Regions from separate parts of the Homo sapiens genome. Here region 2 is linked to region 1. The links are chromatin loops, found by intact Hi-C in ENCODE. Cell type or tissue: K562. All regions are shown on one strand.

Region 1 (2,500 bases):
CAAGTTAGGCCTGGCTAGAATCAGTCTGCATAGATAACTGGCTGGAGCCTGGTTGGAAATTTCTATACTCCAGTGATGAGATTTCTGGTTGTATTCCTAAGGGACCTCACAATTGACCCTGTTCTCAATTGATGCTATTAAAAAACTGGTCTTCAGGAATTGGTCCGCCCAAGATGAAAATACTGTAGACTCTGATTCCAATATAGGAGCTCAAAGATGCTCCGGCTGCTCTATGATCAGCCCTCAAAGTAATGATAGCTTTTTCTGGCATTTCCTTTCATCTAGAGATTTCAAAGTATCTCCTAAACATGTGCCCATCCCATAGGCAGCTGATGAAGCCACATCTCTGACATTCATCTTTCACCCCGGTCCTCCCCACAAATTGGAGACTGAGCTAGATATAGAGTGTGGGCCTCTGATTCAAGGTCTCACACTGAACGCCCACTCTCTCTCTCTTTGCTACCCAGTCTTAGGCAGTTTGTGGTTCTCCCACAGGGCGTAGCTCTGTGTAGGGGCCTGTGTATCAGATCTGCCTGCTTCTTTGCTGTCATCACCTCCTACTATTTACATTTCTGGGTTCCCTGGTGTCTCCGCAACTGGGCTGTGCCTTAGCTGTTCTGTATGTGAGAACTGTTGGAGAACCTCCAAGGATTCTTCATGTCTTGTCATCCTTCATCCCAATTCATACCCCCCACCCATGTGTCCCACCTCCCCCCAGCCAGCAAAGTACAGTCCTGTGCCCTTTGGTTTCTTCTTCCTCCTCCTCTCTCTCTATCCTCAACTTCCATTGGCAGAAGAAAGAGGAGCCACAGACCATGAGCTTGTAAGAGAGAGAGGAGTGGGAAGGAAGAGTCTTTTCTCTTGGGTTGCCTTTTTGTTCCCAGGGAGGGGGCCAAGACCATGAACCTTGGCCTCCGCGGGAGGAGGAGATTAGCAGGATGAGTCTTTACCTCCATCACCCATCCTCAGGGTGCTGCTGACTTGTTTCCGCTGGAGGCGGGATGACTCAGCGCAGACCCTTGATGGGGAAATCTGTCTCAGAGGCTGAAAGGAAAGCAACAGAGGGCCACCACTGGCCTTGTTCTTTAATTTAATTTTCATATCAGAAAGACTTCATTGAGTTTGGGGAAATGGAGCTTAATTCTCCCTGTTCCCCAGTGTTGGCAACTCCGAAAAGAATTTCCCAAAGGAATGACCCTGTCCACAGGAGTCCAAGAGAGATGGGCAGTGGGGTTCCAAATTCAGAGTGCGGGGATAGCCCCCCACCTGGAGGAGACCTTTATTTAGTCATACTCCACCACTGTGCTTTTGCCTACTAAATACTATAACCACCGGTGATCATTATGTGATAATTAGCACAGGCCTTTTTTATAACTCCCAGAGCACTACCCCAAAATAAGTGATTGTGTCAGGTGGCAAGGCTACTCCTAGAGACAATTCCTGACTCACTCATTCATTCACTAAATATTTAGTGAACTACTGTGGGCCAGGCCCTATGCTAGGCAGCCATGAGCAGGAAGGTTGTTGTCCCTGGTATTACAGTGCCGACATGTTGCTGGATGGCTAGGCACTGAGCAAGTTTACCCACGGGATATGTGTATCCAAAGTGGAAATGCAGTGTGTATAAGAGGGGCACCCAACTCAATGTGGCTGGGAGAGGGATAACAGGAAGCCTCCCCTATAATAGTAACTTTGAAGATGAGATCTGTAGGAGAGGCAGGAGCTAGCAAATGGAATCCAACTTAGGGTAAACCTATGCTATTTGTATGAGTTCCCCAAAACTTAAAGTTAAACCCAAAGTTGCCTCTTCATATAAACCCTCCAAAGTAACTAATAGGCTATGCCAGCTACAGTGCAGCCAACTCTACTTCCGTACAACGTGATGCTACTTTGGAAAAGTGTGAAATCCTACTTAAGTGGAAGGTGTAATTATTGCAGAGTATTTCAGGGAGGAAGATGGCACCAGGGAAATAGGCATGAAAATCAGGTTCTTCTATTATTTCCACAACCTGGTCTAATTCTCCATGCCCTTGGGATGGCCTGGGTCTGTGATAGGAAATATGTTTTTCTGTCTCTATTTGAGCAACAACATCCTTCTTATCAGCTGCTCCAATGAGGAAGACACTGATGTCCTTTTGCAGGAAACTAACAGGAAAAGAAAGAAAGCTTACCACTAAATACACATCCTGAGGGTGAAATGAAATGACTGCAGTGTAGGAAAGGGCTGAATAAATAAATACACCATTCCTATTGTATAGTCAGACTTCCTGGGGGCGAGTCCTCATCTCTTTACCCTGTCTTTCCCTTCTAAAATCCGCTAACCTGCCAAGGGACCGAACAAAGTTTTCTCTGGCTATTAACAGGTATGGAAACATACAAGTCTCCTCTGTCCCAGACACAGAGGAAACACAGAATAGAGAATAGGAAGGAGAGAAAACCAGAGCCACAGGAAGAGGAACTTGATATTGGTGTACATCTCCCCTTCATGTTTACAGAACTT
Region 2 (2,500 bases), 550 kb after region 1:
CCAAGGCACTCTTCATGGTTACAGTTGGGAACACACACTCACACACTCCCACACTCACTGTGACATCTATATTTATTTGTACATCTATCAGTTTACCCACCTATCTTGAAAACCATGAGTTTACACCAGTATCTCCAATTCCAATCCATCATATAGGGCTGATTCTAGTTTTCTCCCTTTCTGTATTTGTAGCTTCCTTCTCCAGCAGTGAGGTTCTCATTATTTTTATTTACTTGTTTGATCAATCCCTTTGTAGGTAGACATCTCCTCTCTCTGCCCCCACCCCCTACCCAATACAGATGTCCTTCTTCCCCACTCAGGCTCTGGGAACCTGTGCTGGGAAACCCTGTACCCTTTACGCACGAGGAAGCCTTCCCTAGTCTTCCTGGGCTCCAACATTCCATGTGTGGATACAATTTTGAATAAGACAGACAAATTCCTTCCTTTCAAAGAGCTTACATTCAAGTGGGGAGGGGGACAGATAAATAAAAATAAAAAGGCCAGGTGCGGTGGCTCATGCCTGTCATCCCAGCACTTTGGAAGGCCAAGGAAGGTGGATCACCTGAGGCTGGGAGTTCGAGACCAGCCTGACCAACATGGAGAAACTCCATCTCTACTAAAAATACAAAATTAGCTGGGTGTGGTGGCACATGCTTGTAATCCCAGCTACTTGGGAGGCTGAGGCAGGAGAATTGCTTGAACCCAGGAGGTGGAGGTTGCAGTGAGCCAAGATGGCACCATTGCACTCCAACCTGGGCAACAAGAGCGAAACTCTGTCTCAAAAAAAAAAAAATAAAATAAAATAAAATAAAATAAAAATAATGGTAAGTACAATGACAAGACAAGATGATGTGATAAGAAGTGACTGGGGGCTACTTTGGGTCAGGTGATGTGACTATTCTCTTTTTGCTCCCTTGTCCCCCATCTACTCTTCATCCTTCTTTGGGCTGCTCTGTGCATATCTACAAAATGGATTACCTAGACTCCTTTGCTGCCAGCCTTCTAGTTGAGTTCAACCAGTGAGAGACACCAGTAGTAGATAGGTGGGTGGGTGGGTGGAGAGAGAAATGAGGATTTTGCTTGCTCCTTCCCTGCTTGGGAATGTTTTCTGGCCCCTGGTCCAGGCGCCAGAAATTTCATTTCCTCCCCTTGCTCCTTTGAGCCTCCTGGTGGTCATAGCTTCCTACTCTTGCTAGCCCCTGGGTGCCCCAGTGGTCTTATTTCTCTTCATCTTGCCTAAACTGTTAATAGTTCTTTTGAATCATCTCAGTCGGATTCTGTTTCAGAAAAGGGCTCTTTAAGGTAATTACTTTTTTGTGGTGTTTAAACAGTATATTATGAATAATGTTTTTTTGAGGCCAATAAGTATTCTTATACAATGTGATTTTCAAAAGTGCAGTCTGATTAGTCAAGACAGGTCACTATTTAGCCAGGCGTATCTTTCTGGATCTGAGTGCAGAATGGATTTCCTTCTCATCCTGTCCTGGCCTGATGGCTAAATATCTTAAATTGTGCATTAAAGAGAGAGCATGGGGCCAGGCGTGGTGGCTCACGCCTGTGACTCCAGCACTTTGGGAGGCTGAAGTGGGCAGATCACTTGAGACTAGGAGTTCGAGAGCAGCCTGGCCAACACGGCGAAACCCCATCTTTACTAAAAATACAAAAAATTAAGTGGGCATGGTGGCACACTCCTGTAGTCCCAGCTACTTGCGAGGCTGAGGCAGGAAAATCGCTTGAACCTGGGAGGTGGAGGTTGCAGTGAGCTGAGATCATACCACTGCACTCCAGCCTGGGCAACAGAGCAAAAAAAAAAAAAAAGAAAAAAAAAAGAGCATGTTGTGGTGACTCTACCTCCCCAGGCATCTAGATTACACAAATAACAGAGTTTGTGGCTTATTTATGGTATAGAACTGTATTTCTTTCAGCAGGATTCATCCTTAGCTGTTAATTCCTCCACTCCTTGCCATGGAGAGGGGGTCTTGGTCTTAGAAATCAATGAAGCCTTTTCTTGGACACACAGACAAGCCATTCCAGGGGATGGTGTCAAGAATGGTGCTTTCATTTGGAGGATTCCTAAAATAATTTTTATAGCTTTTTTCCCCCTCTGTGTTAAACATTTGCAAATTTGGGGGTCTTCTTCCAAGGAGAGTCTAGACTAGAGAATGAGGAGGGGCTCAGAGGAAGAGTACCTCGCTGGAGCTTCCATGAGCATCATTCCTGACCTCAGCAAGATAAAATAACATAAAAGGATGGGCATTGTTTCCCGTGACTGACTTTATTGGTGTCAACAGCTTTATAAACATAGAAAGCTATAGATTGAGAGAAGGGGGGAAATCAAGCAGAATGAGAACAGGAAAAAAAAAACAAAAAAACTTGAGGCATGCAATTGTTCGAAATCTTACTGCCTCCCTGGTTTCTTCTGCATTTGAATTTCTGTTGAACACTGATAGGAGGATTCCCTTTAGGGGACACGAGGAAGGGAATTGGGAAGAATTCGGCT

What was found. A loop is a pair of places that touch in the nucleus more often than their neighbours do. Peaks named below come from ENCODE experiments on the same cell type or tissue, not always from the same donor. Only the 100,000 strongest peaks of a DNase experiment are listed, where the experiment ranks them.
Region 2: a loop joins it to region 1, with 4 times the contacts of the local background. A loop is called at or near these places in 4 of 110 quality-filtered maps.

The regions. Positions count from the first base shown.
Region 1 is chr14:73,466,010-73,468,509 of GRCh38, reverse strand. No RefSeq gene overlaps it. Among named protein-coding and RNA genes, the nearest start is that of NUMB, 8.7 kb to the right of the region's middle. In K562, no CTCF peak of the experiment used is centred here; DNase peaks (open chromatin) are centred at 519 and 969.
Region 2 is chr14:72,918,882-72,921,381 of GRCh38, reverse strand. No RefSeq gene overlaps it. Among named protein-coding and RNA genes, the nearest start is that of DCAF4, 6.3 kb to the left of the region's middle. In K562, a CTCF peak has its summit at 1,182 (motif pointing left); no DNase peak of the experiment used is centred here.